4 separate regions of the Mus musculus genome follow, and regions 1, 2 and 4 are each linked to region 3. A link is a loop called in an ENCODE intact Hi-C map of the cell type or tissue named here. Cell type or tissue: heart. All regions are shown on one strand. Links, peaks and the distances in the headings refer to the core of each region. The heading gives the core; the rest is flanking DNA. Region 1 has its middle 15 kb from the start of Gm39914. Region 2 holds the start of Plcb2 (phospholipase C, beta 2). Region 3 overlaps Bub1b (BUB1B, mitotic checkpoint serine/threonine kinase). Region 4 overlaps Pak6 (p21 (RAC1) activated kinase 6).

Region 1 (7,770 bases), core at 1,461-6,460, 330 kb after region 3:
AATGGTTCCTTAACACATCAGACGTGTCCCTGGGGCTTGCTGGCCAGCCTAGTCTATTTGGCAAGTGAGAGGCCCTGTTTCAAAACATGAAGTGGTTGGCTGGGCAGTGGTTGTGCACCCCTTTAATCCCAGCACTTGTGAGGCAGAAGCAGGCGGACCTCTGTGAGACTGAAGCCAGCATGGTCTACAGAGTGAGTTCTAGGACAGCCAGGGCCACAACCAAGAAACCCTGTCCAAAGGGGGAAAAAAAAAAAAGTGGGCAGTGCCTGAAGACTGACATCCAAGGCTGACCTCTGGTTTACACATAAGAATGCACACACTAATATGTATACTCTCCCTGCCCCCAACCCTCACACACAAAGAAAAGAAAAATGCCCTTACAAGACAAGAATAACCATAAATCAACCAAGTCAAAAGGCAATATTCAGGGCAATGGAGGTACACGGCTTTAATCTCAGCTCTCAGGAAGCAAAGACAGGAGCGACTCTGAGTTTGAGGCCAGCCTGGCCTGCAGAGGGCTACATAGAAAAACCCTGCCCCCTACCCCACAAAGGCAATATAGGTGGGTATGGTGGCACATGCCTGTAATCCCAGCCCTTAGGAGACAAGCAAGAGAATGGGAGTTCAAGGCCACTCAAGCTTCTGAAAACCCAGTTGGGGATTGGTTCTAATGCTTTGAGTTAATCTGGCCCCCAAAATCAGGGATCTGTGTGTTCAAACACTGAAGGTCCTTGTCCCCAAATGGTTTTTGATCAATCAACAAAAAGCCAATGGCTAGTGGCAGAGCAGGTAGACTGAGGTATGACCTTTGGATTTGCATGAGCTAGAAACTAGAAGGAGAGAGGAAGTGAGAATCGCGACAATTCGGAGACAGATCAGATTTAGAGCTGCAGAAGGAAAATCATCTGAAATGCAGGTGAGAAGGAATGCGGCCCCGAGAAGGACCGCCCAGAAGTGTCAAAGACTAGGGAGCCGCCCAGAAGGAACCAGGGCAACAAAGATAAAATATAGAATTAGAGGGTGTTAAACCAGGATTACAGAAGGGAAATGTGTGCTAGCCAGTCTCCAGCCTTTGAGCTAGTCAAAGCATACTTAAAATTAACTGGTGTGTGTGTGCACACCCGCATGCATGCGTGTGTGTCTGTGTGTCTGTCTGTCTTTCATTGAGATCCAGATAGCTCTTGAGTGGGTGTGTGCGTGCTTGCGTGTGGCCCATCGGGAGCACAAAATGGTGCTAAACTCACAGCCACAAGACACCCTCCCCACCCCCATATGTGTGCATGAAGGGAGAAGCAATGCAAATTTTTGAAAAAATATTTGCAACTTGTAACATAAAAAACAAATCCACCTATGAAATGTCGTAGGACTAAGCAAAGCCATAGTTCAAATCTGCTAACAATAAAAAAATAAGCATACATAGAAATGCAGTGAGTGTTAAATGCAGACAGAAGTGTTCAGTCTCATATTTTTTTAAGATAAAAGTAACCAGAAATGCTTTAACTAAGAATATGCCAAGAAGCTAAACCTCTGATAACACTCCTTGGGCAAGCAGATGAGGAAGGGAGGAACACTGTGGGACAGCCCCTGCAGGGAAGGATTTGAGAGGATCACTCAAAAGTGTGCGTGCCCAGCTTGCTACTCTACAAACTACAGCCCTAGGAACTTACCTTAAAATGCAAGTGCAAAATGACGTGCAAAGTGGGCATTGCGATTCGTTTGTAATAGCAAAATCACTGGGCAAAACCTGAATGTCCATAGATGAGAGCCTGGATAGTTAATGTGTGCTTTATTAATGCAAGGGAATACTCTCGTATCATTTTTAAAAAGTGACGTAGGGTGGCTCTCTGTGAAGTGAGGCTTGGGCGATGTTCTATGGCTTCCGTCCTAGAGCTGGGGAGAGCAGGGGCTTGGCGAATCTCTGTGAGTCACAGGACAGTCTACACAGGAAGTTCCAGGCAAGCAGGGGCTATAAGAGAGACCCTGTCTCAAAATAAATATGGAGAAAAATCAAGATGGACAGTATACATAATGCTACATTCTATTTAGCCAAAAAAGAAGTTCACACATGAAGAAACTGGGCCGTGGACCCTTTACTTGCCGTGGAGGAGAGCGGGTGGGCACCCAGTTCTGAGAGTTGCTTTAGAAAGGGCGGTTTGTTGAAAACGTTGCTGATATTTCCTGCTGTTTCAAGGTTGTTTTGTTTTGTTTGTTTGTTTGTTTGTTTGAACGTTGTTATGTATTGTCTGTTTGAAAAGGGACAATAAGCGTAGTGGCGGCAGGCTTTTAATCCCAACACTCAGGAGGTAGAGGCAGAAGGATTCTGTGAGCTCAAGGCCAGACTGGTCTACAGAGCATGTCCCAGGACATGCAGGGCTACTCAAAGAAAAAAAAAAACAAAATAGATAACCGAAATTAAAATTTGGGCAGAGGATGTAGCTCTGTGGTGGGAGACAAGCACAGAGCCCTAGATTTGATCCCCAGTGTACTTAAAAAAAAAAAAAATTAAAGATCCAGCCAGTCAGTCAGGACTAGAAAGATGACAAGGTGGTTAAGAGCATTGCTGGTCGTGTAGAGGCCTTAGGGTTTGGTTCTCAGCACTTGTGTCCGGTGGCTCACAACCATCTGTAACTCCAGTTCCAAGGCACTCATCCCCCTCCTCTGGCTTCCTCGAGCACCAGACGCTCATGCAGTACATACACATACAGGGAGTCAGAATACACAGACACATAAAAACCAGGCAGGGTGGCACATGCGTTTAATCCTCGCAGCACTTGCGAGGCAGACGCAGGTGGATCTCTGAGTTCAAGGTCAGCGGGGTCTACAGAGTGAGTTCCAGAGGACAGCCAGGACTACACAGAGAAACTGGTGAAAAACAAAAGCAAAAGTGAAAACAAACAAACAAACAAACAAACACACAAAAAACAGGAAAAAATTCACCAATTTACACGTATGTGTAGTACACACCTATAATCCCAGTATTCAGCCAGTGAAGATGGAAAGATGAGAGCCAATCTCAGCTACCTAATAAATTCCAAATCAGCTTGCGCTGAATATTCTCCTGCCTCAGCCTCCTGAGTGCTAGGATTACAGCCGCACGTCCCTTCTAGAACTGTTAAATTAGCTCTGATAGGAATGATGACAGTCTTAGGGAAATGTGCAGTTACCAGTAGTGGCATTATGTATTTTGTGACATTGAATTTTGGAGGGCTCACTCACCTGCTTCCTACCCCTCAGTCCTGTTTCCCCAATGAAATCACCAGCTCCCACTTACCTGAGGACAGCTGCTACGATGAAGGGGCCTCGTGGGTGTTTGTTTCCTTTCAGAACAGCCACATAAGATTTCCACTTCTTCCTTTCAAGTAAACCGAAATTTAGAGCAAAGGACAAGCGAAACTGGACCTTCTAAGAGCGAATCTTTAGATTAAAGGGTGGGGGCTGTTTCCATTTTATTGATGAAAATGTGTTTGCTTTCTACTCAGTCAGTTACCCATTGTGTATAGCATGGCATTTTCTGGTTCAAATGGCTATCTGGGTAAAATACCAAAATTTAAAAATCTTTTTTCCTCCACTTCTGTTTCAGTGTTGACAACTCTATTAGAATCTGAAAGTCAGTACTTTTTCAGCCGAAGGACAGTTCAGCCGAGATGTTTGATTTTACCATACAAATGTGATTCGCGTCCTTTAAAATAATAAATAAATAAATAAATAAATAAATAAATAAATAAATAAATAAATAAAGCACTCAGAGGACAAAAGCGAAAAAGAATAGTTGGCCGCACGCTGGGATGACTGCTGGGATGGGAGGCTGCGCGCAGGCTTCTGAAATACTCCCGCCAAAAGCCAGGGTGGGCTCCGGGCCTCCGCTCGCTCAGAGATGCAAAGCCGCGGGTGACCGGCCTCTGGCGGCGGACGTGGCTCCCCCTGCAGGACCGATAGAGAACTGCGCTGGAAAATGTTCCAGCCTCATGCGCCCCGGAGTCCCGGCTTTAAAGGGCTGCTGGCTGCTGCGCGTGCCTGCTCGCCGCTTCCGGGCTGACAGTGTGGGCTGCAGGCAGTGGCCGGCCCAGGACACCGAGAAGATGACAAGGAGTGGCTGAACCCCAGGGCTCAGCCTGGACAGTCGACCACTGACTGCACGTGGGGGGTGGGGGAGATCACCTCGCCCAGGACAGAGTTCAAAGGTGGCTTCCCTCGGTTTTTGTCTCTTCCTACCACCCCACTGTCTTTTCTCGGCTTCCTTTTTTAAAACAATAGTCTTAACTAGAGAAACTCTAAAACGCTATGCTTGTGCAAGTTATTCTTAGATAAGTAATTTAACCTGTCCAGGATTCAGTTTTTCTTTTCTTTTTTTCTAGTAATACTAAAATTACAACTCTTTTTTTTAATCTGATGGTATCTTATAAAATTCAATATGTGCTTACTCTATGCCTAGCAAAACTCCTAAGTATTTATTCAGACGAAATTAAGATCTACACCCATGTTCAGAGCAGTATGACAGTAGCCAAATGTCTATCAACGCATAAGGAAGGGCACACCACACCGTGGACCTGACTGCCACTCAGCAGTAATCTATGATATTATATATCAGAGTGCTGGGCTCTTTGAGTAGTATGGACAGAAAGCAACCTCTGGAGCAATGGAGATGTTGTGAATCTTGACTGACTGTGGTTAATGTCTGTGTGAGTTCATATACTTGTTAGTAAACAGTACGTGAAGATTTATACATTTCAAAGCATGAACATTAAACTTTTACATCAATTTTAAAATATCTTTGTTTTGGGACAAGGTCTTGCCATGTAGCCTAGGCTGTCCTTGAATAGTTCCTGTGTCTACCTCCCCAGTGCTGAGAAAATAGAAGGACAATAAAAATATTTTTGAAAAATAGCTGTACCCAGCTTATAAGTGGTTTTAATTATGAAATAAGCTACGCAAGAGGTTTGGAGAGCTGGGGAGAGATGGCTCAGTCAGTAAAGCACTTGCCCTGAAAGCCCACATTCAGTCTCCAGAACTCCAGCTTTAAGATGAGCGCTTGTAATCTCACTGCTGGGGACACAGAGGCAGGGAACCCCTGGGGTTCACTGGCTGTCCAGCCTAGCCTACTCAGACAGCAAGAGACCCTGTCTTAAAATGCTAAGGAGGATAGCCGAGGTTGCCCTCTGGTCTCCACATGTGCACACATAAGCCCACACACAAAACTGTAAGAAGAAAGAACGTGTGGACCTAAATGCCACCATACAAATCCTACGTATATGCATGCAGTATTTATGCAGCACTTATATCTAATATTCATAGCTAGCCCCAAATCCTAGAGACTGTGAGAAAGACCTATAGTTTAAAGTGCTACATGTCAGAAGTGTCTGTGAGAAAAACTCACAGTACGAAAGGAGGAATCAGCCTACTGCCGTCTTAACCAAAAGTGGGGTTGAGAGGGTTAAATGGGGCCACATCCTTACATTTACATGTGATCAAGAAGGGATACAAATGTGCATAAGTTATTCAATATATCTTTCTGCTATAACTACTTACTATGTTGTTGGTGGTTTTTAGTTTTTAGACAGGGTCTCACCGTGTAGCCTAGGTTGGCCTCCAGTTCACAATTCTCTTATTTCCATCTCTGAAGCTTGATATTATGCCTGCCCTGATAGAACTCTGCATCTGTGAAACATTGCTTCTAGTCCAAATGCCAGAGAGTCACAGAATTTAGCAAGGGACAGTGCACATTCTTCTGATGTGGAAACCACACATTCAGCGATCGCTGCTCCCTGATGCACCCAGGACATTGCACTAGCTGTGGCTTTTCAATCTGGCCCTTTCCTAGATGCCGTGTGCCTCGTGGAAAGGGGACGTCCATTCTGAATGCCTGAGTGGCAGGCTAGCTCTGTCACTTATTACACCTGAGACTGTGGATGTCACTTAACCTCTTCAGCCTTAGCTGCAAAGCAGGAATGACCTCATAGGGCTTTCTAAGCTAGTTGGATAGGAAAAGGCATGTGTGAGTCAGGGGACAGGGGTTTGGGATGGGGTGGGGCACTGAAGCTGAGGAGAAAGCTCAGAGGGTAAAAAGGATTTGCTGGGTCAGTGTGAGGACCAGAGTTCATATCTGCAGTACTCGCTGATGGTACTTGTAATCCCAGCCATGAGTGGATTCCCCGGATTGACTGGCCAACCAGTCTAGTTAAAATGGTAAGATCCAGGTTCAGGAAGAGACCCCCCATCTCAGAAAATAAGGCAAGGCTGATGAGATGTCTCAATGGGCATAGGTTATTGCCACCAGCCTGAGAACTCAAGTTTGATGCACAGGACCTACATGTCAGGAGAGAATGACTCCCACAAGTTGTCCTCTGGCTCCTACAGGTGTGAATCTGTACAGACACGTGGAAACGCAAACAAATAAAATTGTTTGCAAAGAATTGCAAATTGAAAAAAAAATCAAGATGGAGAGCGATAAAGGAAGACACCTGCATTGGCTTCTGGCCTGCGCATGCACTCGAGGATGCCTAGCCATCTCCTCCTACAGAAAGAAAGAGAAAGACGGTGGAGGTGGGGTGTTGTTGACTAACTGCAGGGAATGCTGAGCAGGTTGCCTGGAGTAAGCAAGTGTGCGTGCCAGTGAGCAATTTAGGAGATGCAAGCCCCCCCCCTCCTCTCTGCACAAACGGGTGAAGATGTGGCAAAGTCTCTTGGAAGGGCGTGGGGGTGCGGTTCAAGTAGGCATGATTCAGACGCTGCTCAAATAAAGGGGCCGTAAGAAACAGCCAAACAGGCAAAAAGAAAGAACTTTCTGGACGAATGAAGGGCTGTGCCCCCTGCCCTATGCGTACATGTCCTTTCTTTGCTTTCCTCTAGAAGCCTTCAATAAAATCCACGTGCTCTACGAAAGCGCTGTGTAAGTGGATTTCTAGGGAGGAGTGGGAGAGTTACCAAGCCCTGCCTTGAAGGGTACAGTCAGGAAAGTCAGGTTGCAAACAACACCCATGACTGCCTTATCCTGAATGTGTCTGGCACAGTCCTAGATTCGGGTTTTGTGTTTAATGAGTGACAGATTTTTTAGGTGGCGCTTCGTGTCTACGTGTTCTGGCAAAGGAATCTGCTTGGCCCCTGCACAAGTGTTTGTGTAACGACAAAAGGGTCTTGGCTCTTGTGTGGTGGGGATGTGGTTATAGTGGGCTCCCCGGCACACGTGTTTGTATAACGACAACGGGGTTTTGCATCTTCTGGTGGGCGTTTGTGTGGTGGGGGTGCGGTTATAATGTGTTCCAATTCTTCCTCCCTACAGACCGGAAAATCTCCCTCGTTTGGACGCAAATTATTCTCTGCCGCTCTCCACTTAGCTTCACGCCGGTGGAAGGCGCCCAGCGAGCAGCGAGTAGCTGTTCCGCCCCTCGGGGACCTCATCACTCCCTCCGGTGGCTTCTCGCCCACACCGAGCCTCTAGGGAGCTACCCTAGTGGGCCCATGGTTCAGCGAGTGACAGGACCTTCTCTTTCCGCCCCACCCGGTATTGACTCGGGGCATCCCTTGAGCGCCCCCTGCTCGTGACTCCGGCACTTGCTGCAGTTCCCAGCCCTCGCGAGCCGCGGAGCGCCCGGCCACGCATCCCCGGCCGGGTCAGGATCAAGGTCTTAGTCCTGCTGCCGTGCGGCTCCCTGGGGCTGGGACCGAGGGAACGTGCGGGTCGCGCAAGCGTGAACTTGGGGCAGCCGATGCCGGTGCCAGCACCGCCGCCGGCGAGGCGGAGACGGAGCGCTGGGTGAACCCGGTGCTGATACA
Region 2 (7,770 bases), core at 1,477-6,476, 93 kb after region 3:
CTGATGACCTACAGCCCCCCTCAGGTTATACAGGCTTCCCAGAGGAACTGAGAGAGTCACTTCACTTTTCATTGTGAGTCATTTTCCTCCTTCCATAGACTCTGAGACACGCCACATCACCACCATGTCACCAGCATGCCACCACCATGCCACACCAACCAAAACTTCTAGAGACCAACTTCTAGAGAAACAGAAAGCATTTCATGCCAGGGCCCCATCCCCACAGTTTTGACAGCCAGATGCCTTAACGTAACAAAGCCCTGAAGGGTCTAGCTTCAGACTCCCCTCAGTTCATAGAGAAACTAGACTAGCCAATCCAGGGAGCTGAAGTAATTGTAGGTGACCTCCTAAATGTCATGCGCTGTTGAGAACATCAGGCCTTCCTGAGGCCAGGCTAGAGCACTCTTAAGGAGGCCTATCCCTCTCTGAGTGACAGTTCTCATTTTATTCTTCTTAGACCAAAAGATTCTATGGTTAGTGGCTGTGTCTTCAGCCCAGAAGGACCAGAGACGAGTTAGGAAGGCGCAGACTCTGGGCTGGGGTGCAGATGGTCTTCCCTCCCCGGCCGGATGACAGGTTGGCAGGTAATAGAAGGCTGAGCTGAGCTGAGCCACCATGGGGGAAGCAGAAGTCAGTAAGTTCCTTCTCAGACCCCAGTCTTTGAGCCTCCCGTTTTCAACTGGATCCACGGCCCTTTTGTAACTCTTGCCACAGTAGTAGCTTGAGATAGAATATGGCTTCCCTGGGACAGGACACAGTTTGTTCTGCACACTGGGATGGTGCAGCTGGTTATGGGCCTCCTGCCAGAGCAAATTTGGGGTGTCCGTGCTGGGAAGAGGACCTGACTGACCTCTCTTCCTGATCTCAGCTGAGGTGGGAGGAGAGGGACATGCATTCCCCCTACCAACACTGAAGTTACTAGAAACAAACCTTTATCATCTTCGGGGATTTGAAAAGGGCAAATCAGGTCCAAAGATTTCTGACTCTGACTCCCCCCCACACACACACACAAACACACATAGCCCCCTCTCTTATTCCCAAACACAGAGGCTTCCTTCCCTACAGCAGCCAGGAGCACCCACCCTCACCCCAGACTTGTTTATCTAGATAGACTGTTGTGACAGACACATAGGCGCCTGGGTGCTGGGAAGACATAAACCAACCCTCCGTTCTGCAAAGCTCCCAAGCAGCCCAGCCCCCACCGTCCCGGGGGCTGGGGATTTGAGGGGGGGGAGGCGAACCCTACTCACATCGTCCCACTTGATGAAGCGCTCCCCTTGGCTCAGATATGCCTTCACGTTAGGGGGCAATAGAACAGGGTTGAGCAAAGACATGATGTCAAGTGTCCCTCTTTGGAGAGGTTGGGCAAACCTCTCCAGGGGACAGGAGAAGAGAAGGAAGAAGGGTGAACAGGAGAGGAAGCTTAGGCTAGGCTCACATGGCACCCGCCCAGTACTGGTCCGGAAGTCGGGTGCTCTTATAGCCTGCGGGGTGGCAGTAGCTGGATGCAGGACTCAGAGCTTCAGGCCAGGGCCCAGTTGATCTGCCTTGTAAATCAGCCTCCTCCTCCTCCTCCTCCTGAAGCCGGGGGCTGCAGTAGCTGTTTTGCCCAAGGGGGCTGAGCTCCCCTCCTGGGAGTTCCTCCCCCACCCCCTGCCTCAGCACTTCCTGCTCTGGGCTTCCTTCTCTGGGCTGCTGTGAACTGAGGGGCGGGCTATGAGATCTAGAAATGTTGGGGCCAGGACCCCGTTACAAAGACAGGCTTTACTCAGATTTACACACCCCCCCCCCCCGCCAATGGAAGAAAGTGATATATCATGGAGGGGGGTGGGAGATACCATTCCTGAGCCTTGGGCTGAGGCAAGAACACAAACAGTTCTTTAGGAAAAGGGTCCTCCACAGAGCAGGGGTTCTGTCCTCAGAGGGCGGGATCTGGAAGTGGGAGTCAGGGATGGGCCGGGTCCCAGCTGGCACTGAGTGTTTTGAATAAGCAAAGTCTCTCGGACACCCAGCTCCTCTTTCTCAGTGCTTCCTCCCCATGAAAATGAGAGCCAGGTGAGGCAGTATGCCTCTCACCCATGACACTTCTCTGCATCTTTGAACCTTTCAATGAATACCTAAAAACTCCACTGCCCAGCAGCTGCCTCACAGCCTAAGAGGCCCTTTGCTGCCGCCAGCACTGGAGTGTTCCTTCATGCACTGTGTTGCCTCACACACAGATCCTGGAGGAGAGAGGTTCTGAGAGGCAGACCAGAGCCTGCTCTAGCCCCCTGTTCAGGGTTTAGCCCACTCTAACCCAGTTCGGTTCTAGGTGTTGTGATCCTTACATCGTCCATATCTATCCCAGAGGCTCAGTTCCAGCCCAGCTCAGGCCCCAGTCACTTCCTCTTACCTAATAATGCACTCTTATCAAATGGCTTAGCACCGTTGGGGAGGCTAGAAGCTTAACCCATGATTTCCTTCCCCTCTGAGGCCCTGGCCTTCTGCAACAGGTCCCATCAGGGGTCTGTGTGCCACCCCTGACAACTGTGAACTACCCTCTCCAGGCCCTGGAACTACTGGCTAGGAGCCAGTGCATGAGAGTAGGGGCGGGCAAGAGAGAACAGGTTTAGATGAACAGGTTAGTTAGGGTTAGTGAGAATCAAAAGGTAAACTGTGGGTCTCTGGCACTAGAGGGATGGGGTCAGGAGTTCAAGACTAGGCTACAAGAGAGCCTGCCCACCTCCCACCCCACCCCCAATAAAAGTAGTGAACTTCTCAAAGAAAGCTAGCTTAGAAATTAATTGTCCCCAGAAAAGCAATTCTAAGACCAGATCTGAATGAACGGCCTGGAAACCGGCTCCCAAACTCCTGCAGGTGACAGGTGTTCCAACCCCTCCCTCAGTGTCTCTCCTCAAGCCCTGCCTTCAGCCTTGGATCTCCCTGGGAGACTCCTGGGAGCCCCTGCACATCTGGCTGTCTCTGTGGGATCAGGTTTCCTGTCTGTTTGAATGAATTTTGCAAGGGAAATCCCTGCCCCTTCCCAAAGCCTACACCTGTCACCTGCACGGAGCTAGTCCCCATTTCCAAGTTCCTCCTTCCTGTCTTGCCTGCAGCCATAGGCCTGGAAGAAAGCCTAGAAGGGAGGAGGGGTGTCTCTGTTCCTCCTTCAAAGAATTCTGGGTTCTTTGCACCTTCCATCTCTGGCCCTAAGCCCACAGAAGAGAAACTTTATATCCATACCCATTGATGGCATCCCCTGGACAGGCTCTGGGATTCCTGACTGTAGTAACATCAGTGGCGCTCACCTGCTAAATCTGGATGCCAGCCAAAAGAGCAGCAAGCTATTTGAAAGACCTTTACTGAAGAGGGGTTTCCTCTTTTAAAAATATATATACATTGCCCAGCATGGCAAAACACGTCTGTAGTCACAGCTCTTTGGGGGACAAGCTGGAAGATTGTTAGAACGCTGGAGTTCAAGTTTTAAAAATATTAAGTTGACAAAGGAAGAAAAAAAAAACCGTAATGTCAATAATAGTAGAGTGGTCGTGGCTGAAGGAAGAGAAGAAGTCTCAGGAATACATTTGGGAAGTTAGCCTTGGACTGACTCTTGGGCCTTGTGGATTGGAAGGCTTCCCCTTGGCGGGAGGCCAATCTAACCCCCCAGGGTGGAGAGTGGAAGGGCAAGGATGCCCCCTGCTGGGCTCATGGGAAAGCTGAGCCTGATAGGGAAAGAGGCAGACTCCTGAATCAGCCACTCCAGGAAGTCGCTGGTAGATCTGTGTCACTGCGCTTGACAGGTGGGAGCTGTGGGCTGCAGGCAGGGAGGGAGCTTACACTCAACAGCTGTCTCTGCAGGGGTGCAGAGGGGAGGAGGTCCCAGTCCCAATCCCAGCTCGCCCAGCTCACTGGTGGCACTGGACTCATGGGGTGACTGGGTTTCCAATCTGCTCACCAGAGAAGTTCAGGGGTGGAAGCTAAACTCTTATCTTCAGGTGCCAGAATTACTGGCCAGGTGGATAATTTTCTCACCTGATGCAGTGGGATTCAGGAACAGGGAGGCACCTTGTGTATTGGGTTGGGGGCAATGGCTACTTTGCTCCTGTCATGGAGAGGGATCCGTTGTGGCATCCTCTGAAGCCTGTTTTCCACACACTGTTCTATGAACCCAGCCAATTACTGAGTAAGTCTATCTGGTGATGCTCACCTTTTAAAGCACCTCATCTTTCTCACCTGTATAGTGGGAATACCTCACTATACAGGTACCTCATAGGGATGTCCCTGAGCTTGCAAGGGAAAGGGATGGGCCCAGGGGAAGCAGCCACTCTAGGAGGATGCTGGTAGATATTCCATTTGCGATACTGAGACAGCAGTATCATGTGGGAGCTTTGGGGACAGAGCTTATGCTCACCAGCTGCCTCCCAAGGTTAGGTCCCAACTTCCCATGCTCCCAGCCTGACCTAGGACACCCCCTCCCACTTCAGCTTCTCCAGTGCTGGAAGCACAGGCATGTACCACTATGTCTGTCCCTTTCTTACTCCTTCTCAGTGAGTTAGCCTCTGAACCCATAGGTTCTGCATCTGTAAAGTCAACCAACCTCATAGTTTTTTAATGGTAAAAATGGCATCTGTATTGAACATGCAGACATGTTTTTCTTGTCAGTATCTTTCTATATAATACAGGGTAATAAGTATTTTCATGGCATTTACATATCAGGCATAAGGATCTCAATATGGCTTACAGAATGTGGAAGGTATGGTAGGCAATATGCAAATGCTATACCATCTTATATAAGGAATATCTTTGGATTCTGGTGGATACAGGGACCCAGAAGCCAACAACCCATGTATATACCAAGGGATAATTGTACACATGCTGTTCTTTCTACATGTGTCTTCACTGACTTGCTTCACACACACACACACACACACACACACACACACACACACACACACACACACACACACACACACTACAGCTGTTTGTAAGAATCACGTGCTTGGACTCACTTTCCCAGAGCAAACCAAATTAGAGACGCCTCAACTGTAGTCTTGAAATCTGTTGTCTCCAAGCTGCCTGAACTCATAGTTACCAGCACTGGGGCTCAATTTATTAACAAACCACAGCCTCCCATGTGTCTCTCAGCTCAACCCCAACAGCCAATAAGACAGATGCGAAGATGTGGACCCAGGGCGATACCAGTCCAGCTGTCATCAGCTGAAACTCCTTGCATCAGCTGCCCACTGCAGTGCTGGAAACTGAGTGTGAGTGAAGGCAGAGACAAAATACGGACCAGGTGCCAAGGTGCTAAGGCAACCAAGAAGCTTCAAGCATCCTCTGAAACTGGGCTTATAATCCCAGAATTCAGACAGCTGAGGCAGGGAGATCGCCACAAGTTGGTGGCCAGCTTGGGCCACAGAGTAAGGCTCTGACTCAAAATTTTAAAAAAATTTTTAATTAAATTGAAAAAAAGAGTTCTCTGTAGCCAGGAATAGTGGCACATACACGTAGTCCTAACACTCAAGAGGCTGAAGCAGGAGGATCACACATTTGAAGGCAGCCTTGGCTATGCAATAAGATTCTACCTCATAACCAAATGCATGAATAAATAAAAATTCTCTAGAATTCTCAGAGTCAGATGTTGTTCGGCTTCCCTCCCTCCCCTCTGGGTGACAGAAGAACCACCTGGAATGTCATCATGGAAAAGATCAGAAGGAGCAGTCTCAAATATGATTTTTGTTTCGGTTTGAAGACAGGCTATCTCTGTGTGACCCTGTTGTAGCCCTGGCCATCCTGAAGCTCACTACATAGATCAGGTTAGCCCTGAACGCACAGAGATCCACCTGCCTCTGTCTCCTCCATGCTAGGATAAAGGTGTGTGCCACCACTCCTGGCTGTATGTTTCCTTTTGAAGTGTCATTTGGGATCAAACTTACCTGATCCATGTTCCAGGACCCTAGCGGATTGTTTCAAGTCCCAGAAGTTTGCTGTGGGCTCCCAGCAAAAGGGCAGCTCAGTGATGATGAATCTAATTAGGCCCCAAATGCTCCAGTTCTAAAAATCCCACTCCCATCAGGAGGGCCAACGTGTGTCTCCAAGAGACGGTCACCGGTCACCTTGGGGGTGAGAGATGCAGATGGTAGAAAAACATGACACTTGACTCAGTATGTGCTGTTTAGGCATCATCTCTTAGCTGTTCTACCTTTGTTTATACATCTGTAAAAGGGGCCAGTTTTCATATGGATGAGGAGAATAAATTAGTTGATGTCTGTCTCTGAAGCACAGTGCATCACACATAGGAAATGTCCTAGGTGCAATCGATTGCTTCTCTCTTTACTCCTAATTTGGTCCATCCCCCAGCCTTTATTATTTTTTTTAATTAGGGCCCAGATAGAACCACGGCCTCTTGGTTCTGTGACTAGCAGGAAGCTAGTCATTACAGGGATATTTGGGGAGAATTGGGACCAAACACAACCTACTCTGCTGGAGCAACAGCTCAAACCCACAAGGTAAGATGAAAGGGCTTCATTGAGGGATCCAGGCTTGGCTCCAAGACACCGGCTGTATGGGGACAGGGTGGGGGAAGTGTCGGCTTAGCAGAAGCATGTGTGAATAAAACAGGGATTTTGCTGACAGCCAGCTCCATCTGAGTCAAAAGACAGAGCTGCCAATAAAAGCGGACGCTCTTGAGTGGTTGGATTGAAGCTGCCTGTGAGCCTAGCAGCTCTCTGTCTTGCAATTCCACCAGAATAACCTGCCAACATGACATGTTCTCTGCTGCACCCAGACCCTTGGAATCAGGGTCCAGAATGAGATTCAGGAGGGGACAAGGCAGTTCGGGAGTTGGGACGTCTGCAGATCTTCACTCCTTGGTACCAGGAGCAGCCAGTGCCCTAGAACCAAGGAAGACGCCACCCCATTCTCGTTCATTCTCTCCCCATTCTCTGCATCATTAGGCCACATCTGAAATACTTGTGTATTTCTATTTAAGTTGCTTTACCACAGGAAATGCATAAACTGGGGAGCATTTGGTAGATAACAGTCAGGATGTAGGAAGCATGCAACATTTTGTTAGACCAGGTGGGAAAGCATAGGTGTCTCGAAGCTCTACCTGCATAAGGGTGGCCCTTATTCTCTGGGTCCTAGATGCCAGAAATAGAGATGACCTTGCGGCTGGGAGTGTATGGGGTGTCCCTTCAGAGAAAACATTTCTAAAGTGAGAACAAATCAGGATAAAATAGAAAAAGAAATTATCGACGATATGACCCCATATCCCGAAAACATGTCAGTTTGAGTTGAGTGAAATACCAACAGTTCTAGAGCAAAACAGATGCAGCAATCAACTTGTTACCGCATGGCCATTTGGTTCGGGAAGTAACAGAGAGGTCTGTTTTGCTGTATGGGAGGCCATTCTGGTGGGCCACTGCTGCCATCACTTACATGCCTGTGCATAGCCTCCATCTAGGCCACCACGGCCATTCACGTGACTGTTGTGCCAGATGCGCAGGTCATTCTATCTACTTGGGCACATTTAATTGGGGCTGGCTTACAGTTTCAGTGGCTTAGTCCATTGTTATCCTGATGGGAGCATGGTGACATGTACCAGGTATTTGATCACACCGTGAACCCTGAGATTGTGTTATTTACTGAAAAAAAAAAAACCCCACCTATTTCTACTCATGGTGTGGCCCAACCTTAGCACACACCTTTAGTTCCTTTGGCTGAAATAAGATGCACCCTTAGTATACACATTTAATCCCCAACAATGAAGGTAAAGTTAGTTTGTAGAAG
Region 3 (5,000 bases), core at 1-5,000:
CAGGAAAAAAAAACAAGTAGTCTAGTTTTAATGTTTATTTATTTAACACTGTGTGTGTGTGTGTGTGCGCGCGTGTGTGTGTGTGTGTGTGTGTGTGTGTGTGTGTGCGCGCATGTGCGGCATGCATGTGAAGATCTGAGGATAAAGCCAGTCCTTCTGACGCATAGGTTCTAGGGATCCGACTTTAGGCTTGGTAATAAGTGCATAGACCTGGCTGGCTTTGACTTTATGGAAGTTTTTCTACCTCAGGCTTCAGAATGCTGGGATTACAGGTGTGCCTCAACATACCATCTGTAGAGAAAGACAAATTCAAGTAAAATGTAAAAGCATTGATGACTCTTTCCGTAGGTAATGGTTGCTTGCTTGCTTGCTTGGTTTTTAGTGTTGAGGATTGACAAAAGCCCAGTACAGTCTAGGCAGCCATGAGCTGTATCCCTTCTTACACAAGTTGCTTTGATCAGTTACCTATTTGATATATTTTAGCATTTTATCTTTAGAGATGGGGAGGAGGGGGCAGGGAGGAGAAATGAATGGGTCACCTAACTAGACTAATTATCAATTCATTTAAAGCAAAATAAAATCTTGTCTTTCCTGTACTGCATCCCTTGAAACCTTTGAAAATAGACATATTATATCATTTTATTCTTTGCTGTGTTCAAGTTTTGCTACCAACATAATTTTTAATGTTCTACTTTATGTATACGTGTGTGTGCGCACATGTAGGTGAACATGCACGTGGCTATTAGAGCAGCTTGCAGGAGTCCTTTCTCTCTGTCCACCATACAAATGTCATGGATCAGAAGATTTCCAGCTTGGCAGCAGCATCTTTGCCTTTCCTTCATGCTCTTCCTCCACAGTCTCATAAGTCCTTGTAGCCTTCAGGAGACCTCGGTGTTCAGCTGGAGCGGGGGGCCAGCTGCATTCCAGCGGGAAACAAAAGGAATGCACACAGCAGCGTCACCAGGCACGTACTGTGGATGTGACAGCTGGAGAAATAGTTTTCTCTCTTTCTGTTTCCAGAATCTTCTCCAACACAGCGAATTTGTTACTCATGAAATAATAGTGTTGATTATTTACAACCTCTTGACAATCGTGGAGAAGCTACACAGAGCTGAAATAGTACACGGAGACTTGAGTCCACGGAGTCTGATCCTACGAAACAGGTTGGTTGGTCTTTTTTATTTCCTTCATTTATTTCCTTCAACCAATGGGCTGGCTGCCAAATAATTCTTGTATTTATGCCTTAAAAAGAAAGCATAAGAGAGTGTTTTCTCTGCTTGTATGTCTCTGCACCACGTGCATGCCCAGTACCCACCAAGGACAGAACGAGTCAGCACCTCTGGAACTGGAATGACAGATGGTTGTGAAGCTGCCATGTGCTATAGGTGCTGGGAACATACAGGTGCTATGTGTGTGAACATATAGGTGATGGGGGGCTTGCCTTGCATGTGTAAAGCCCTGGGCTCCAATTGAACACCAGAAAAAATGTAAAAGGGCATTATCTTTTATTTAACAAAATTGGCAGGAAATAGTATATAGAGTTATAAGTACTAAATTCCAGAGAGCCTTTTACTTTTAATTATTTATATATATTTAATATGTGTTTGTCTGCATGTATGCACCGCATGCACGTTTGATGCCATTAGAGGTTAGGAGAAGGCATGGGATGCCCTGGCCCTGGAGTTACAGATGGTTGTAAACCACCATGTGGATTATAGAAATTGAACTCTGGTCCTCTGCAAGAACAGTGAGGGCTCTTAGCCACTGGGCCATCTCCAGCCTCCAGGAAAGCGACCTTTGAAGCCAGTTAGTTTATTGTGTACATAACTTGTGAGGAAAATGAGATTGTGAGGTAGGAGCACCGCTCAGTGGGAAAGTGATTGCTAGCCTGGGCTTGATCCCTGGAGAGGGAGAGGAGGAGAAGAGGTGTTGCCCATGGCAACACTAGCAGCTAAGCCGAGAGCTAGGGAAGGCCATGCTTCCTTATTAATTTGTGAAACACTCTCAAGCTTTAAAAAAAAATGTTTTAAGTGGCCATAGCTTATAAAAGCAAAATTAGGTTGGATCTATGCAAAGGAAAAATGGGAGCGTCTGTAAATTGTAAAATCCTTGTGCTAAAGTCGTTTGTGACAGGAAGAGTGTTTCCTCCTAAGGCACATTGATTCTAGAGATTCATGCAAATAACTAATATATGAAATATACTTACTTGATAGTAAGTTTGTGTTTTGAAGTATTTTATGAAGTGAAAGATAAGGTTACAAAAAAGTAAGGTAAAAATATGGTGTTGGCTGAGTTGAAACAGGACATGTAATAGCAGTTCCCTGGAAGTAGCAGAGCTAGATTGTTGCCTGCACTGCAGAGGTAGGCAGGTCCTGTGCTCCTTGGAAAGCCCACCTGTTACAGTAAAGGGGAAGGACTGTGGCACCTGAGTGGGGAGAACTCACTTGTAATGCCCGACCTTACTGCGGAGTGTAAGAGCTTCAGAGTGTTCTGAGGCGGCCATGCACTGTGTTTTAGGTTAGATAGAGTTTATTCAAACCTGTGACCAAAGAAATCTTAACCCTTGCCATTTCTCTCTGTGTGCACTTTCATAGCTCACCACTGGAGGGCACTGTTGGCAAGGCTAAGATACACCTGCAGCCCTTTCAAAAAGGAAAAAAAAGCTGGGCTCTGCTGCTGCTCTCACAGCCTGTCTCTGTTATCTCTCTTGAATCTCCTCAGAATCCACGACCCCTATGACTATGTAAATAAGGACGATCACGCTGTGAGGATCATGGACTTCTCCTACAGTGTTGACCTGAGGGTGCAGCTGGATGCGTTTGCCTATAGTGGCTTTCGGACTGCACAGATCCTGGAAGGACAAAAGATCCTGGCTAACTGTTCTTCTCCCTACCATGTAAGTGGAAGACAAGCCTGGACAAATACGGAGAGCATTCTTTTTTCTTTTTTTGGTCTTTCGAGACAGGGTTTCTCTGTGTAGCCCTGGCTGTCCTGGAACTCATTCTGTAGACCAGGCTGGCCTCAAACTCAGAAATCTGCCTGCCTTTGCCTCCCAAGTGCTGGGATTAAAGGCGTGCGCCACCACGCCCGGCTCATGGAAAGCATTCTTAACCTCTTGGTTGTCTAGATAAGTCATGAGAGCTGGTATTTACTGCCACCCGCTCACCTAGATGTCCCTGCTGTCAAATACTGTATCACCATGTGACTTACAGTTAACCGTCCTTCCTGTCACAGTGCCCAAGGATATAAATATAGACATGTAAATACAGAACTGAGTGGCTTTAGTGCTCCAGCCATTTCTGTACCCTGCCATCCGTGTCACCCGTCAGTCATTCTCTTTGCCCCTCACTGTACAGTAAGGACAGCAGCCTGTGTTCCTTGGACATGAGACTTGGGAGGATTAAAGGCTATGCTGTCTGTGAGGACACCAGGATGGGTGTGCAGTGTCTCACATGACTGTGTCGTGTGCAAACATATCTGCTGACTGGATACATGGTGTATACCTGAAGCGGTTATGTGGGCCACAGTAGATCACAGCTGGAGTCTGCAAATGCACTAGGTGTCCTGATGCCTGGTAATCCAGGTAATCCACAAAGACAGTCTGTTGTTGTTGGCTCTTAAAAATAACCCATTAAATTGGACAGTGGTGGTGCACGCCTTTAATCCCAGCACTCGGGAGGCAGAGGCAGGCGGATTTCTGGGTTCATTGCCAGCCTGGTCTACAGAGTGAGTTCCAGGACACCCAGGGCTACACAGAGAAATCTTGTCTCAAAAAGGCCAAGTCATAATAGTAATCCTTAAATGATCTGGTCACTTCTTCTCCCTGTCCTGTACAGATAAGGACATCTACTAAGGTCTAGAGCTGTCAGTGCTTTCAGCCCTGTGTAAATCAGTTGCTAATGGAAGCAGAGGCCACTTTACACTTTAGCTCATGAAGCGTTTTGTGATTTCAGGTAGATCTGTTGGGTATAGCAGACCTAGCGCACTTACTCCTGTTCAAGGAGCACCTCCATGTCTTCTGGGATGGACTCCTCTGGAAACTTAGCCAGAGCACCTCTGAGTGAGTACTGGGTCCTCCAGGGTTCCTCCATATCCCAATAGTTTGCCCTCTCTCTTCAGCGGACTCTGCTGTGGTAGGCAACCTGAGTTTTTTAAACCAAGTGCTGTCTCTGCGTTCACTTCAGTGTCTGCAGAGCACCTAGGACAGGGAAAGGAATGGCCAGCTGAAAATAAGACATAGACCTGCTCAGACTTTAGGGCATTTCTTAGCTTAGAAATAGAAACACTTTAGAGGAATAAGTTTTCTAACCAATTGGTGTTAGTCTTTTTAACAGCTGTGTTTATCAAAAGTCGGTTGTCTTTTGAAGAGTTAAGTTTCCACATGGTATACTGAGTTTAGATTATTATCTATTAAATGATAAGGTAGAACCAAACCACCGAGCAGTCTCCTGGTGCAGAAATAAGTGATCTCTCAGGTCTGCTTGGGAATTTGTCAGACACCTTACATAGCGCCAATGGCTTCCCAGCATAGGCTCACCAAGTAGTGACGCACTGCATGCCAGTTCTAAAGTTGGTTTTCATTTTAGATCAGTGTTGAAGACTGAATGTCCCTTCCCTGCTTTCATCTCCAGAACACTAAGTTGTATTTTCCTCATTTGATTCGGAAATTTGTCTCCTGCATGTATTTTTAAGATAGGTTTGATCCTGACTTGCCAGCTCAGGCCTTTAACCCCAGCCCATGGAAGGCAGAGGCTCGAGGCCAGCCAGAGCTACACAGTGAGACATTGTCTCAGACAGCAACAGAAATAGATAAGTTAATGAGATTGCTGAAGGGTACTTTGAGATGTGCAGGGCTAAGAGGCATCTTGGTCTAGCTGTGGACCTGCTGGTGTGGTTAATGGACACAAGCAAAAATAGATGGCTGGGCCCGCCTTTGTCAACCCCCTGCTCTACAGCAGTGCGAGTTTTCAGATAAGAGAAGGAGAGTAAGAGCAAGGCAC
Region 4 (7,770 bases), core at 1,382-6,381, 62 kb after region 3:
CATTCCCCTGCTGCCAGATTGCCACAGGACAGACAGCTAAATGGTACTGCCACCTAGTGGCCAAAGCTAAAAAATGCCCCAGAGGATTGATGCCCGGTTTCTAACAGGCTCTAAGACAGCTTGGTCCCTGGAGACTGCCCTGCGAAGCCTGAGATGAGCAGGTCTCAAAGAGCACCCGTTAGTTAGTTAACTGCTCCAGGGGGGCAGCCTTCTGTAGCATTCCCCAGGCAGCCCGGTAGATGAGGAACTGGATCGCTGATGCCAGTTCCATGCCCCTTTCGCAGAGCTGCAGAGCCTGAAAGCCAAGAGCCCCGAGAAGCAGGCAGGGGGAGTGGGCCGTGTGTGGAACCCAGCCACCCAGACTTCCAGACATCCTCATCCCATTCATTGCTCTGCCGCTCTCATAACAGGTGAACTGGCCTCCTTCTCCTGCCTCCTAAGCCAATCATCAGTGCGCCTGGGAGGAACCAGAAAGTAAGAAAGCAGAGAAGATGAGGTGTGGAGCTAGTGGGGGCCCAGCAATCAGGCCGCCGAGAAGTGACTGCGAGCCATGGCTTCCCCTCACCCCCTCACGGTTCTGTTCCATAGGTCTCTCCAGTGCTGCGAGACTTCCTGGATCGGATGCTGGTACGGGAACCCCAAGAGCGAGCCACGGCCCAGGAGCTTCTGGATCACCCGTTTCTGCTGCAGACGGGGCTGCCTGAGTGTCTGGTGCCTCTGATACAGCTCTACCGCAAGCAGACCTCCACCTGCTGAGCCCGCACCCAGGGTGCACCTGCCACCTGTGCCCACAGGCAAAGGACACTGGACAGCCGTTCCATTGGCAAGGCCTACCCGCCTTGCCCTCTCAGTGTTCTCTCCAAAGATCGAATGTGAAGCTCCGCACCTTCCCTCCTGCCCTTTTGCCCGCTGGGCCAGGCCGGACCTGCCCCCCTTGGTTTCACTCCCCAGAGTCCCAGTTGCCTTTGGGATGACAGTGACCCCTTCTGCAGGTTTGGCCCTTTGTTATTTGCACAGGGATGTTTCTAAGAAACGCGGAGAGTGGTGCTCTTGGCCGCAAGCCAGCAAAGCCGACAGGCTGCTGCAGATTTTTAAAGGCAGTGTCCACAGTGACCTGGGGCAACCAAGAGGGTGCATGCTCCATCTCCACATGGACACTTGCTATTCTCAACTGAAGCTTCAAACCCTGGAGTCCCAGAGGGCCACGGGGAAGGATTTCGCTGCCTGAATCCTTCTTCCTCCTCTGGTCTGACTTCTGGAAGCCCCACTTGCACCTGTTTCCTGTCTGTTCCCTGGCACTGCCTCGCCCTAGAAAACCTCTACGGAACTGTGAATAGCCTGTGTGTAGACCATGAGAGCAGCCAGGGGGGAATCTTCTGAGAGAGAGTGGGGTTGGCAGTAAACGTGGTTCCATTGTCCAGGATGTAGAGAACATTCTCTCTCTCTCTCTCTCTCTCTCTCTCTCTCTCTGTGTGTGTGTGTGTGTGTGTGTGTGTGTGTGTGTGTAAACTTCCCCCAGTGGCCCAGGTCCTTCCAGTCACCCACAGAGAGCCTCAGAAGAGCTGTCCACCTCTTTTCTACCAAGCTCCATTCTGAAGGAATCTGCTTTTTGGACCTGGCTTTCTGCCTCTCAAGTCTCATGTTATTACCTAAACAGGGAAGGGGTGTGTGTATGTCAAGTCTAACACATGCTGGGGGCCCTCAAAGTTTCTGAGTTTCTCCCATACTGAGGCAGGAATAGTAAGGGAATAAACTTTGTTTTACCTGTCAGCAACTTCTTAGCGGCCAGATCAGGGACCCCTCCTTTTCAGAACCCTGGGCTGGGACAGAAAGGTGAACCACCTCCCGGAGGGGGTCCCTCATGCCGAGCGAGGGATGGGCACCTCCTCTGTGAGCCTGCTGCCCCAGCTGTCCTGTTGATACTTCCCTGCCTCCTTGACCTCCCTCCCTTCCCACCTTCCTGGCTGTTGTGAGACAGGGAATGCCAAGGAAGAACTCTAGTGTCTGGACCCGATCCAGATAATATTTTTAGACTCCTCTGTTCCCTGATGACCTGCATTAGGGCAAAAAAAAAAAAAAATTGCAAGGTCTTTTTTTTTTTTTTAAGGGTCAGAGTTTTAAAAAAACAAAAGCATCCTTCCCTAGACATTTTTGTGACTTGTTTGCACTTGTGCCTGTTTTAAATTAAACTAAATGTTCGAACCTTTGGGTTTTTCATTCTCTGGGATTGGAGCCAGGCTTTCTTGGAACTGGATGCCCTTGGAGTGGGTGCCTGGTAGGGCTCCTCTGTGGTTACTTGAATCCACAAATCACCCAGCTTCTTTGGCTTGGACACCTAGAATGAGGGCCGAGGAAGGAGGAGCCGGGACGTGGAAGGCCCTGGGGCTGGAAGAAAGGGCGAAGAAGGCTCTGGTCAGGGCCGAGGAGCCACCAGGCGGAGGTGTGGGGGAGGGCCCTAGCAACCCAAGGCCACAGAGACTGGCCTCATTCAAGGTTGGTTTCTCCCTTCTCCTGGTCTTCAGGCTGCCCATAGAAAGTTCCCCGAAAGCAGCCCATGTTCCTTTCTTAAAACTGAAGGACTCTGACATTTCAAAAGAGTAGGGAAGTGACCAGAGACTTGGGTTCTAGCCCTGGGGTTGGGAAGTGGCAAAAATATCTTTTAACTTTTACTCCGACAGTGATTCCAATCTTCCTTTTCTGAGCTCTATACTCAAAACAGTGCTCATTGAAACCACTTAACTTGGAGCAAGGAGCCAGCCCCAGCCCCAGCCCCAGCCCCAGCCCCAGGCCCAGCCCCAGCCCCAGCCCCAGCCCCAGCCCCAGCCCCAGCCCCAGCCCCAGCCCCAGCCCCCCCAGCCCCAGGCCCAGCCCCAGGCCCAGGCCCAGCCCCAGCCCCAGCCCCAGCCCCAGCCCCAGCCCCAGCCCCAGCCCCAGCCCCAGCCCCAGCCCCAGCCCCAGCCCCAGCCCCAGCCCCAGCCCCAGGCCCAGGCCCAGCCCCAGCCCCAGCCCCAGCCCCAGGCCCAGGCCCAGCCCCAGCCCCAGCCCCAGCCCCAGCCCCAGCCCCAGGCCCAGGCCCAGCCCCAGCCCCAGCCCCAGCCCCAGCCCCAGCCCCAGCCCCAGCAGCGGTTCATTGGTTCATTGAGAAGCAGCCCCCATGACTTGTAGAATGGCCATGGCCAGGGCTGATGAAGGTAGGAAGTACCTCCAAATCAAGTGTGTGCTTCCATCTTTTCAAAGGAAGCCAAGAGGCAGCAGTGAGCAGGAAGGCAAAGAGAGGCCAGGTCTCCAATGCAACAACACTGGGTTTATTAGCTGTGCCTCCCCTGCCAGTCTTTTTCAGCACATCGCTCCAAATGCATGTGCCAACGTCCTTCATACCCTTCCACACCAACCAGCGCTAAGTGCCAGTGGCTGGGGTGACTGACTCTTCACAACGACGATGATGACGACAATAACAGGAAAGGCAGAATATGCAGCAAAGTCTTTTCCTACTGCAGGAGGGGACGAGGGAGGACCACAGCCTCAGTATACCTAGAGCTAACAGGAAGTCCAGAGCGAGTGAAGTGTGCTGGAGTTCTGTACAGAGCCTGCTAAGGCTTAGCTAAGGCTAAGGGCAGACAACAAGGCCCACAACTCAGTTGAGATGGGAAAGATCTACAGTGTATCAGAAAAACCATTTTCAACCACCCATGTTCCAGCAACTCCACAGACCACAGACAAGAGCAATCATTTACCCAACAGAGACTGACCAAAGTGACGTTCCCACAGGGTACATATCAGTGACACTGGATGGTTGGCAGCACCCCTGACACAATGTGTGAGCCAAATGCCACGGTGCTTGTAAGCCAAAAAATTGTATCCTTACACCATTAAAAAAGTCACTAAAAGTAAACATAGTTGAAAATAGAATGTGAGGGACGAAGGGTCAGAGGAAAAACACTATTCACTTGGAGTGTCCCAGCCCTGACCTCCTCTGACTTTTCAGACACTGTGGTATACTGTTCGTCTGCCCCTCGGGGTGAGAAAAGGCAGGTGTATGTGTGCAGGTGTGTGGGACAGAGGCCAGGAGTGTCTGTGTGTGTCCGGGTGGGGTGGGGTGGCAGAGAGATCATCCCAGAATGAATAGCAACTGTCGTAAGACAACACAAATGGTCAGGTCAAGGCTCAGAAGTCATAAGGGTTGGCAGCTCCAGTTGTTCTAAAGACAGCAGGCGATCTTCCAACAGTAGCCTTAGCTTGCAAAATAACTTGGGGTTCTTGGTAAAGGGGTCTTTGCTGGGCTTCTGAGCACTTCTTACCACACCCAGTGCTGACTTTCCTTGTTCACTGTTCCTCACTTCATTGAAGTGAAGTGACTTCAAGTATCCGGATTTAATATTTTACAAGAGGAACACGCTTTATGGGTAAAAAGCACACAGAGGGAGAAGTTACACATCAATGATCTCCCGAAGAAAGCCAAGTCTGAGCTCCCGGGGCGCAGCGGGGAGAATGCAGAGGTGCCACTAGGGGGCAGCAAGGATCACGGTCCCAAATGTGGGCTGGCGCGCGGCCTCGGACGTTAGCGAGGGAGGGCAGGAACTGCGGAGCTCTCTGGCCCCTGCAAAAACTGGTTTCCGACTTCCTACGCTTCAACCGCAGACCCAGTTTCTGAGCACCAGCATTCTCTCTGGGAAGTTCTCTCAGAGATACTGGTGAGAAACCTTTCCACAAAGACGATCTTCCACAAAGATCAACGTCTTCAAAGACTTTATCGCAGACAAGTGAGGGACTTAAATGCTCACTCTTCGGGGTTCACAACTAGAAACCCGAGGTACTATCACGGCCAGAAAACCTTCACTGCTTTGAAGCAGGAGTTTTTACCCCACCCTGCTGGTACAGATTTTCCACCAGGAGTTAGCACTGACACTGGGGTCGTAGAGCATGCAATCTGTCAAACTCCTTTCTTCGCCTTCTCTCTGAGGAGGTACAGTGTTGGAGGGCAGGGGCGGAGATGGAGAGGACAAAAGACTTCGCGGGGAGGGGGCCTAACTACTTCTCCACAGTTGCCTCTGACTCACTAATCTGCCCAGTAATAAAAGCTGGAAGCTGGGCTGGGCCAGCATCCCACGCGGTGGGGCCCAGGCAGGGGTCTTTGGTCTTGATCTAGCATCCATCATCTGCCCTGCCCTCCATTAACAGCCCAGCAAGAAGCAGGAGACGTTTAGCAGCCCCCTCCTATGCTCTCTCGGGAGTTTGATGTAATTTAGACCGGGACCTGCAGTTCGTGTGGGCTCTCGACTCCCGCGCCCGTCGCCGTTTAACGTGGCAAACACTACAGTCAATTATCCCCCTCGCTGAGGTGCTATTTAAAGAGACGTTGTCAGGTTCTTAAGCCTCGGATCAGACCTGCTGCTTTCTGCTTCATACACAAAGGCTCAAAACACGAGTTCTTTTGAGGGTTGGGAGAAATACAATTAAGCAAAAATCCTTCCTAGCTGTTCCACCCTCTTGGAGCACCCACGTGTGGAATGGGGGAGCTGGGAGGAAGGAGGGGGTGGGGTGCTATGTCCTTTCCATTTCAGGCCTCTGGGACTAAGTGGAAATATAAGTAAGGCTGGGCCAGGAGAAGGGAAAACATTGATCCTCAAAGATGAAATTCAAACGCAATCATTTGGGGGGTCAAGCAGGCCCAGAAGCCAAGAGTTAGTAGGGGCTTGGGGAAGCAGTGACCCACCAGTATCAATGAAGTTAGATCCCATAGTCTTGACTGAGACAGAGTCAAAGGAAGTTGATTTCCCAGAAGGGAAAGCTGGTAAACACCTAAAGGGGGCATTGCGTCTCAAAATATTCCTGTTGCCTTGAGTCTCTGCCTCAGAAAACCTTAACCATTGGATTCCTTCATAATCAGCCCTCTTGTCCAAAAAGCTTACGTGGCCACGTTAGTTCCTCCTTTCTTCCAACACTTACAGGGAAGGGAGACTTTGGTAGTTTGTCAAACTATTATGGTCAGCATCAGCAGGCACAGCCGCCTGGGCCCTTGTTCTTCCGAAGCCAGCTCTGCCGTTACCTGGCTGCCAAGGTGATAGGAAAAGTTAAAAATAGGCAAGGGATGCTGCGGGTACCGAGCCTAGGCAGTTGAACCTCAAGGCTGGGGCTGGGCCTGAGCCATCCACCTTTCCGGCTAGAAAGCTGAAGCCCACAGAAGCAGCCGTTGTTCACACCTCCTTTTTCCCCCAGGACAAGGAAATCAAGCTGGAGGAAGGTGGGAGATTTACGTGGGAAATACCAAAGAGCAAAAAGATGGGATCTCTTTCTTACATCTGGTGGAGGACTACAGGAAATCTCCCTTTAGCAGTGGGGACAAAGGGTGGGCAGAAAACTGCAGAGAAAGGGAGGACTTGGAAGAATGGGAGACATCTCAGTAGCTAGAGACAGAGTGAACTTTACAGGGCGCGACCTTCGTGCTCCTTACCGCTGAGCCTGCAGTACCACAGCCTCTGTGCCCGCCTGCCAAGGCTTTGGCCCAGGCACTGAGAAAGGCAGAGCGTTGTTCTCTAATTCTGGGCCACTCTCAGGCCCTGAAGCCTCCCCGACCAGGCTGGGGATGTCTGGAGCTGTGGACCGTCGGCGCAAACCCAGGCGGCCAGAGCCGGGGCAGCCCTCGGGATGAGGACTAAGGCCGACCGGGGCTTGCATTAAGGCCAGTGGCGCTCCCTCCAGCACCTCCTGCGAACGCCACCGCCCACTCCCCGAAGACTGGGGTGAGTTTGGTCGAGCCATCAGAGCTCCTGCCCTAAGGCGTGCTGTCTCCTCCTCGGTCATGGTACCCAGAGCTAGGCTCATGCTCCGGCCCAACTCTGGTCTCTCATTGCCTTGTGCCCTATAACGGACCGAGCCCTTGCCAGCAGAGGCAAGCTCGCCTCCGTGGCCGTGGCCATGGCCGTGACCGTGACCGTGGCCGCCGGCAGCTCGCGCAAACCGTGCCAAAAGAGGGCGCGGTAAACGACGGGGACTGGGTCGTCGCCGCTCTGGGCTGGGCGCCGGGGCAGGGTGGCCAGGGGGACTGTCGGAGTTGGAACCCCGGGCCGCTGCCGCAGCGGCTGCCCGACCCCAAGGCCCGGTGAGGGCTTGCACACAGGTCCCGTGGCCGCGGGAGGCAGCCAGCTGCAGTGCGGTGAGGCCCGCCCGGTTGGTGCGGTCAAGGCGTAAGCCCAGGCGGCGGAAAGAGCGCACCAAGAACTCCAGCACCGCCCCGTGGCCGCACGCCGCCGCCCACATCACCGGGCTGTTGCCCGCCGAGTCCGTCGCCTCCGGATCGCCGCTGAACTGCACCAGGAGCTGCACGGCGTCTAAGTGGCCTCGCTCGCAGGCCAGGCTGAGTGCAGTGCGGCCCCGCTCGTCCCGCAGGTTCACGGCTGCACCTTGCTCCAGCAGCAGTCGCACGAAGCGCGAGCGCATCGCGGGGTCCGGCAGCCCCACGGCCACCATAAGCGGCGTCCGGCCCTGCTCTGCGCGGCAGTCGATGATGCTGCGGTCCAGCGCGTCCAGCACGAAACGGGCCAAGTGCACTTTGCCGGCCTGCATGGCCTCAAGGAAGGTGCGCGTCCCCGCTCGGGGACACAGGTCCTTGGGCTTGAGCATGGCTCCGGCCGCCGCGCCCCGGAAGTCCGACGCACGGGGGCGCCCCTGTTCCCTCACCCCACGGGGCTACGGCCCCGGCCCGGACACCGGTACCGCTCTTTCCAAGCGGCGTGTAGGTGGCTGCAACCAAGTGTCCTGCAGTTCCCGCTC

What was found. Peaks named below come from ENCODE experiments on the same cell type or tissue, not always from the same donor. Only the 100,000 strongest peaks of a DNase experiment are listed, where the experiment ranks them.
Region 1: it touches region 3 in a loop (4-fold over the local background); 8 of 42 quality-filtered maps call a loop at or near these places.
Region 2: a loop joins it to region 3, with 7 times the contacts of the local background. A loop is called at or near these places in 17 of 42 quality-filtered maps.
Region 4: it touches region 3 in a loop (6-fold over the local background); 25 of 42 quality-filtered maps call a loop at or near these places.

The regions. Positions count from the first base shown.
Region 1 is chr2:118,968,934-118,976,703 of GRCm38, forward strand. No RefSeq gene overlaps it. Among named protein-coding and RNA genes, the nearest start is that of Gm39914, 15 kb to the right of the region's middle. In heart, for the core only: a CTCF peak has its summit at 3,923 (motif pointing left); a DNase peak (open chromatin) is centred at 3,958; H3K4me3 peaks cover 625 bases; H3K27ac peaks cover 528 bases; H3K27me3 peaks cover 1,620 bases.
Region 2 is chr2:118,726,988-118,734,757 of GRCm38, forward strand. It overlaps Plcb2 (phospholipase C, beta 2), which reads right to left and starts at 1,451. Exons shown (of 32, transcript NM_177568.2): 1 at 1,251-1,451. The coding sequence starts at 1,334. In heart, for the core only: a CTCF peak has its summit at 3,681 (motif pointing left); DNase peaks (open chromatin) are centred at 1,544 and 3,694; H3K4me3 peaks cover 258 bases; H3K27ac peaks cover 851 bases; H3K27me3 peaks cover 2,827 bases.
Region 3 is chr2:118,635,680-118,640,679 of GRCm38, forward strand. It overlaps Bub1b (BUB1B, mitotic checkpoint serine/threonine kinase), which reads left to right. Exons shown (of 23, transcript NM_009773.3): 20 at 1,021-1,163; 21 at 2,722-2,896; 22 at 3,954-4,060. Among named protein-coding and RNA genes, the nearest start is that of Pak6, 25 kb to the right of the region's middle. In heart, for the core only: a CTCF peak has its summit at 2,584 (motif pointing right); no DNase peak of the experiment used is centred there.
Region 4 is chr2:118,695,819-118,703,588 of GRCm38, forward strand. It overlaps Pak6 (p21 (RAC1) activated kinase 6), which reads left to right. Exons shown (of 11, transcript NM_001033254.3): 11 at 589-2,202. The coding sequence ends at 756. It overlaps Ankrd63 (ankyrin repeat domain 63), which reads right to left. Exons shown (of 1, transcript NM_001081971.1): 1 at 3,285-7,770. The coding sequence starts at 7,620. The coding sequence ends at 6,448. Among named protein-coding and RNA genes, the nearest start is that of Ankrd63, 4.3 kb to the right of the region's middle. In heart, for the core only: a CTCF peak has its summit at 4,486 (motif pointing right); a DNase peak (open chromatin) is centred at 4,553; H3K4me3 peaks cover 1,315 bases; H3K27ac peaks cover 818 bases; H3K27me3 peaks cover 3,823 bases.